Regions from separate parts of the Homo sapiens genome. Here region 1 is linked to region 2. A link is an interaction called in ENCODE POLR2A ChIA-PET data of the cell type or tissue named here. Cell type or tissue: GM12878. All regions are shown on one strand. Each heading gives the region's core, and the rest is flanking DNA. Links, peaks and the distances in the headings are about the cores only.

What was found. Peaks named below come from ENCODE experiments on the same cell type or tissue, not always from the same donor. Only the 100,000 strongest peaks of a DNase experiment are listed, where the experiment ranks them.
Region 1: POLR2A ChIA-PET joins it to region 2 with 6 read pairs; 2 of 35 experiments call an interaction of 5 or more read pairs at or near these places.

The regions. Positions count from the first base shown.
Region 1 is chr14:77,540,074-77,544,143 of GRCh38, forward strand. All of the region lies in intron 9 of SPTLC2 (serine palmitoyltransferase long chain base subunit 2), which reads right to left. Among named protein-coding and RNA genes, the nearest start is that of ISM2, 43 kb to the left of the region's middle. RefSeq lists an enhancer at 2,481-2,982. In GM12878, for the core only: no CTCF peak of the experiment used is centred there; a DNase peak (open chromatin) is centred at 1,931; H3K4me3 peaks cover 516 bases; H3K27ac peaks cover 1,697 bases.
Region 2 is chr14:77,657,003-77,661,072 of GRCh38, forward strand. No RefSeq gene overlaps it. Among named protein-coding and RNA genes, the nearest start is that of SPTLC2, 42 kb to the left of the region's middle. In GM12878, for the core only: no CTCF peak of the experiment used is centred there; no DNase peak of the experiment used is centred there.

The sequences.
Region 1 (4,070 bases), core at 936-3,435, 120 kb before region 2:
TAATCCCAGCTACTCGGGAAGCTGAGGCAGGAGAATCGCTCGAACCTGGGAGGCGGAGGTTGCGGTAAGCAGAGGTTGTGCCATTGTACTCCAGCCTGCCAGCATGGGCAACAAGAGCGAAACTCTTGTCTCAAAAAAAAAAAAAAAAAAAAAAGTAATAAGAAGGTCCTCTGGATATGTTTTGAAGATCAGACAGCAATAAAGGAATAATATGCCTTAAAAGGCCTGAAACATACAAAAAAAATGTAATGGACAGAGTTCTTATCTGCTAATAAATTTAACACCACATTCTCAATTAGCTGTGCATATGCAGGAAGAGGAAGGCACAGCAGCCCAGATCATCAAGAAATGGTCTCCATTTGATTTTGAAATGCATTTTATTTATTTTTACTTTTATTTTTTAATTTTTTAAATTTTTTGAGACGGAGTCTTGCTCAGTTGCCCAGGCTGGAGTGCAGTGGTGTGATCTTGGCTTACTGCAACCTCTGCTTCCTGGGTTCAAGTGATTCTCTTGCCTCAGCCTCCCGAGTAGCTGGGACTACAGACGGCCGCCACCACACCTGGCTAATTTTTGTATTTTTAGTAGAGATGGGGTTTCGCTATGTTGTCCAGGCTGGTCTCGAACTCCTGACCTCAAGCGATCACCCACCTTAGACTCCCAAAGTGCTGGGATTACAGGCGTGAGCCACCGCACCCAGCACATTTTATTATTTTAAAGGTAGATCTCTCTCATTGCTAACATTTAATTATGGCATAAGTCCATATATACCAGTTCCACTGAGGGGAAATGAGTGATATAATGCATGTTTAGTTGCAGAAGTAGTTTAGAACTACAAATATGCCATATATAATCTGTTCACAGAACCAAAAATATGTGTAACATGTAAAATCTAAGAATAAGGCAAAGTGTAACTGTACTCAGAAGGTATGCTTGCAAAACATTTTATTTATTTATTTATTTATTTATTTATTTATTTTGAGTCAGGGACTCACTCTGTCACCCAGGCTGGAGTGGTGTGATCTCAGCTCACTGCAATCTCCGCCTGCCAGGCTCAAGTGATCCTCCTGTCTCAGCACCTCAAGTAGCTGGGACTATAGGCATAAGCCACCATGCCTGGGTAATTTTTGTATTTTATTTTATTTTTTTGTAGAGACAGGGTTTCACCATGTTGCCCAAGCTGGTCTTGAACTCCTGGGCTCAAGTGATCCACCCGTCTTGGCCTCCCAAAATGGTAGGATTACAGGTTTAAGCCACCAGGCCCGGCCTACAAAATTTAAATATAAATAACAAACTAATTCTTACCAAAAGCAGCACATTCATCTATCAAGAGTAACCTCTTCCTAGCAATGCCTTATGATGGCCTACTTTCATTTAAATTACTATTTTGAACTTAGAAATGCAAGGACTCTGTGCACACAGACTGGATGATCTGGATATACACCCATTTAGAAGCGGGGGGTCCATGTGGAAATGTGTTCTAACAGTAGGTCATCAAATTTTCTTTTTTAAAAAAGAAGCAGTCTTTCCTTTGCTCATCTTTTAAAATGATCAATGGTCACTTTCTTTGAACAGCTCTAAAGTGGGGGGAGAAGGCAGCAGATAACACTTTAAACTCTTGTCACACTTTCCAGATCAGTAAATTATATACTCATCACAAGCATCTAGATGGGATGCATCATGAATATATCTAAGAATATCTAGGCCAGGTGCAGTGGCTCAAGACTGTAATCCCAGTGCTTTGGGAGGCCAAGGCGGGTGGATCACCTGAGGTCAGGAGTTCCACACCAGCCTGGCCAACATGGAGAAACCCCGTCTCTACTAAAAATACAAAGAGTAGCCAGGCATAGTGGCACGCGCCTGTAGTCCCAGCTACTCAGGAGGCTGAGGCATGAGAATGGTTTGAACCTGGGAAGCGGAGGTTGCAGTGAGCCAAGATTGTGCCACTGCACTCCAGCCTGGGCAACAGAGTGAGACAGACTCTGTGTCCGGAAAAAAAAAAAAAAACCAAGAAAAACCCACAAAGAATATCTGAAAGTACCAAGTGAAAAGTGAAGAAGGAAGTAGGGTGAGAGGGAGAGTAGAGCATGTAAAGAAAAAAAAAGTCAGTGAAGATATTTTTAAAAACCAGAGTATACTGGTATTTGAATTTATTTCTTTTGTGTTTTTTTTCACATTATCTCACAGAAAGATAAAGAATCTTATCTAAAAGCTCAAAATGAAAATAAAAGAAATATTAGCTAACAGGACAGATTGATTTTAACAACATGTTTCCCGTAAGTCCTAACTAAATGGCACTGGAAAATCTTTCTGTTAAGAAAAGGAAAATAAATGGACCTTCAACAGGCTCTTTATAAGCAAAGGCATTTTCGTGCCCCAGAGAACAGTCTTGTAAAAGGGAGATTTATAAGGGACTTCCAGGAAGCAAGAGTTCAGTAATTTTCTAACACTGAAGCAAAGCAACGGGAACTAGGTTTACCATCTCCAAGACACAACCCCTATTTTGCTAGACTGGCGACAAATATCAAAGTGCTCAGCCGGGGCCACTGTCAAGCTAAAGAACATCAAAGCAGACAGATCTGCGTCTTCATATCCTAGGGATGCTGTTCTAAAGCAGCCCCTTGGTTTCCTATCTCCCTGTAAGAACTAGAACTGCTTTTGCTAACACCAAGTACTGCACAGTAAATTCCTCTTAAAAGCACAGTTTATCACCCCCACCCTCTTGTGGCTTAATCCTTTAATTCATTTCAATGCCAAAAACTAGGATTTCCTGAGGACTGCCACAGGATGTATGACAAGCAGCAGGGGCAAGCTTAAAGTTGCTGATTCAATATAATCAGAAGTTTAAAAGAATGGTTGCTAATGCACAGCCAGAAACAGAGGGCCCTCCACAAAAGGCAGAAAAGAGGCCAAGTGCCTGTGAAAAATCAAGGAACTGAGTTTTAACGGGTGCCAACCCACAGGCAGGACAGAAAGTCTTTTGTTTGTTTGTTTTTGAGACCAAGTCTCACTCTGTTGCCTGAGCTGGAGTGCAGTGGCACGATCTCAGCTCACTGCAACCTCCACCTCCCGGGTTCCAGTGATTTTCCTGCCTCAGCCGCCTGAGTAGCTGGGACTACAGGCGTGCACCACCACACCCGGCTAATTTTTGTATTTTTAGTAGAGACACGGTTTCACTACTATGTTGGCCAGGCTGGTCTCCAACTCTTGATCTCGAGTGATCCGCCCACCTTGGCCTCAGAAAGTCTTAATGGACCATTCTACTGTCCTCTGTTGGGGCTGGAACATATCACAGGCTACTCTGAGACAAAGAGATAAGGAACGTAAACACTGTAGTAATGTATCTACCCACAGATGAAGACAGCTAGCAAATAAAGGTAATCTCTGGTAAAGGCTTGGCTTGGATTTAAGTTAACAGTTTTAGAGGTAGAAGGCAATACAATAAGACAATCAGAGTTTTACAAAACGGTTAATACTAAACATTTTAACAACTTTATAGTGGGCAAGGCCATTTGTAGGTTATGTACTAAGTAATTTGAGGATTAATAGGTTATAAAAATACAAGCAGCCCCCCCCAAAAAAAGTAAAACAAAAATAATTAATTCCAACTAGCCTTAGGAACCATGACCACAGATCTCTGAATGCTTAGTTCTGTTTTCCTGCTGCACCTAACTGGTTTCTAACTTCTCCACCTATGCCACTGATTCAATCAGCCAGAATCATCAGCTGTTCAGAAGGGAGTGTCAGCATCCCAGGCATTTAGAGTTCCAGAAACAACCAAAAATGGCAACTTAGCTCTGCCAGCAAATGCCTGTCTTACAAGCCAAACATCTCCCTCATTTGTATCTTGACTTCCAGTTTCTTTTCCTTTTTCAATTACCATCAATCAGTAGAGCTGCTTTGGTACTGAGGTAAAAAAGTTAAAAGGAAAAAAAGAGGATTGTCAAAAAGACAATCCTCTTTTTTATTTTCTAGAGATAGGGTTTCCCTCTCTCATCCAAGCTGGAATGCAGTGGTGTGATCATAGCTGGGTTTGTGCAATCCTCCGCCTTGGCCTCCCAAGTAGCTAGGA
Region 2 (4,070 bases), core at 927-3,426:
TGTAATCCTAGCACTTTGGGAGGGTGATGTGGGCAGATCACTTGAGCCCAGGAGTACGAGACCAACCTGGGCAACATGGTGAAACCCCATCACTACAATAAATAGAAAAATGAGCTGGGTGTGGTGGTGCATGCCTGTGGTCCCAGCTACTCGGGAGGCTGAGGTGGGAGGATTGCTTGAGCCCAGGAGGCGGAGGCTGCAGTGAGCCATGATCATGCCACTGCACTGCAGCCTGGACAACAAAGCAAGAACCTGTCTCAAACAAACAAACAAACAAACAACCTTCCTCCCCTCCCCACCAAAAAACCAGTGGGAACAGTCACTGCTCCTCCCCCACACCCACCAGGAGAGGAGGGAGCAGTGGGGCAGAGAGAGTTCCGGAAGTTCCACTCATTAAGCTTCCTTTGCAGGAAGGAAACATCAGAAATGAGGAAGACGGTTCCCCCGTCATATCCTTTCCTTACATCAGTGGTCCTGTCCTCTGCCCATGACATCTTTCTTCCTTGTGGGGTCAGTGACCAGATGACTTCTGCATCCCTGGTGTTTTTCTGATCGTCTTATTCTTCTGCCTGTCCCTACTGTGTCCTGGGAACTCTCTGTTAACTTGAGGCTTTCCACGGTGCTGCATATAGACAAGGCCCTGACTCAGGACACAGAGAGAATCATGATGCTTCCAACGAACTTGCTATTTTGAGAATAAGGTTTCATTTTCTTTTTTCCTGGCCGTCTTTGTCCAAGCCTTTTTTTTTTTTTTTTTTTTTTTTGAGATGGAGTTTCACTCTTGTTGCCCAGGCTGGAGTGCAATGGTGCGATCTCGGCTCACCACAACCTCCGCCTCCCAGGTTCAAGCGATTCTCCTGCCTCAGCCTCCCCAGTAGCTGGGATTATAGGCATGTGCCACCATGCCTGGCTAATTTTGTATTTTTAGTAGAGACAGGGTTTCTCCATGTTGGTCAGGCTGGTCTCGAACTGCCGACCTCGGGTGATCCGCCCGCCTTGGCCTCCCAAAGTGGTGGGATTACAGGCGTGAGCCACCGCGCCCGGCCTTGTCCAAGCCTTTGAGGCTATTGTTTTGTTAAATCATCCATGCGGATGGAACAAACCAACTTTGCAAGAATGTTGTATGAGTGTGAAATCTTCACTTAAAAAAACAAAACAAAACAAAACAAATACTTTCTAAGGGAGGATCCTTTTGTTTTATGGGTGGGAATGTGGTTCTGGAATTTACTTAATGTCCAGCAAGAAGAGGCAGTGAGCCAGCAGAAAATGAAAAACCTGCCATCCATTTTGATAGCTTGGTGATAATATATACATCTTCTGCATATGTATAGCTATTTCAAAGGCTGATTACATTTATTTCCTGTAAAATGGGAATCCAGTGAAATAGCTATACTTTCTTCTGCTGCTCTTTAAAATTCATGCTTCTCACCCACTGAATCACTAGTCAATGTCGTTGCATCTCCACCCTTGGATATTCCAATCCTCTCTTCTTCACAGTTGATTTGAAAAACAAAAAGCTTGCTATGAGTTAGTATTCAAGGCTGGTAGCCTTTAGGTCATCTTTGATATTTCTATCTAAATTATGTGTCTACAAAATCCTCATCATTCTTGCTTTTCTCTCTTAGATTCACTCTTCCACTTATTTTTTTCTTCAAATTTACACAAGGAAAACCTGAACGCAAAGTACAGAATTGCATAGAGTAAAAAGTGAGAGGTGCCCATGACAGTTGTTTGTTTCATGGCTACAGATTCTCCCTATCCCAATCCATAGGCCCTTTGGCAACGTAGCTGTGCCATGCATGTCACCAAGAGTTTCAGTCTGTTTCCTCATCCCTTGAAACCGGGCTAACTTCTGACTTGCCTTGAACAGCAGAGCATGACAGACATGATATTGTTGAGTTCTAGAGCCTCGGCCTTCAGGACTCCTGCTGCTTCTGCTTTGGTGGTCTTGGACTGCTGTCCTGGGACACCACAGAAGCCACTCTAGCCTCCTGGGTGATGAGAGGCCATGTGGGCACCTGGGGAAGCCCAGCTGGCAGCCAGCACTAGGTGAATGCAGCTGCATCAGTGAGTTCAGGGGAACCTAGTCGAGGAGCTACCAAGCCAACCCACAGAATCAGGAAAAATAACAAGTTATTGTTCTAAGACTCTAAGTTTGTCATGCAGCAAAGGACAACTGAAACTGTCACCATCACCTCTCTGTTGATCCCACTCTTCTTAGACCTTTTTCTTTTTTTAAATTTAATTAATTTTTTGGGGGGATAGGGTCTTTCTCTGTTGCCCAGGCTGGAGAGCAGTGGCACGATCATAGTTCACTGCAGACTCGACCTCCCAGGCTCAAGCAATCCTCCCACCTCAGCCTCCCAAGTAGCTGGGACTACAGGTGTATGCCACCATGCCTGGCTAATTTGTTATTATTATTATAATATTTTGTAGAGACAGGGTCTTGCTATGTTGCCCAGGCTGGTCTCAAACTCCTGGGCTCAAGCGATCCTCCCACCTGGGCCTCCCAAAGTGTTGGGATTACAGGTGTGAGCCACTGTGTCCAGCCTTCTCAGACCTTTTTCTTCACATTATCAATATCCATGTGTATATACTAAAGTTAAAAAAATCTTAGGAGGCTGAGGCAGGCGGATTGCCTGAGCTCAGGAGTTCACGACCAGCCTGGGCAACATGGTGAAACCGTCTCTAGTAAAATACAAAAAATTAGCTGGGCGTGGCGGCGTGTGCCTGTAGTCCCAGCTACTTGGGAGGCTGAGGCAGGAGAATTGCTTGAACCCGGGAGTGGAGGTTGCAGTGAGCCGAGACTGCACCTCTGCACTCCAGCCTGGGCAACACAGCAAGACTCCATCTCAGGAAAAAAAAAAAATCGGTGGGATCACACTTTACATACTGACATATTTTCACATGATACACATGGATTGCATAATTCTTTTAAACCCCATAGAGTCCATCATTATACAGATGAGCCACAGTGTATTTAGCTAGTTCCTGTTAACGGACATTTAGGCAATTTCTATTTTTTCACTACTATAAACAGTGTTGCAATAAATGATCTTGTGCTTTCAAGTTTCTCTTCTCTGATCCATCCTGTTTACCACTGCCTGGGTTAAGGGAGGGGCAGAAACAGAATATCAGTAGGCACTTGGGGGCTTCTGGATAATTACTGCAGGGATTTGGTCCTTGTACCTGACCCCTAGAGGCTAACCTCTGCTCTCAAGAAAACAGAGATTTGTGCACCGCTGGCCACCACTGCTCCTCTCCCTCATTACCATCCTCTTGGGCATGATTAAAGGATTGGAGATGACACACAAAGATTTGTAAAGGAAGACGGAGCTACAGTTGCATATTAGGGATGCTGAAGAAGCACAGGGACCCCAGCAGCCTTCGTGGTGTGGGCCTATTTAAGAGGGTCTGCACTCACAGAGCACTCAAAATTCCCTGGAGTGGCCAGGCGTGGTGGCTCACACCTGTAATCCCAGCACTTTGGAAGGCTGAGGTGGGTGGATTGCCTGAGGTCAGGAGTTCAAGACTAGCCTGGCCAACATGGTGAAACTCCGTTTCTACTAAAAAATACAAAAAAATTAGCCAGGCGTGGTTGCAGGTGCCTGTAATCCCAGCTACTTGGGAGGCTGAGGCAGGAGAATCGCTTGAACCCAGGAGGCGGAGGTTGTGGTGAGCCGAGATCGCACCATTGCACTCCAGCCTGGGCAACAAGAGTGAAACTCCGTCTCAAAAACAAAACGAAACAAAACAAAATTCCCTGGAGTGTTCTGTGCTGTCTGGAGGTGTTTTTGGAATCTACCTAATTGGCCGAGGTGTTGTAGGAAAGGATATGGGGGAGTGTGGGTGTCTATGATGAGAGGAGGGTGCAGGGAATGGGCTTTGCATCTTGCAGAGGGATTTCTGCCAGAGGTGAGTGTGGGCACGTCACGGGGGCTGCTGACGGGGTGCTGTATGTGCCTGAGTGTGGATGTGACCAAACTTGGGGATATGTTGCTGTTAAATGAAGCGAGGCATTACCATGGCAACATAGCTCTCTGCTCCCAGCCAGATGCCAAGCCCTTAAA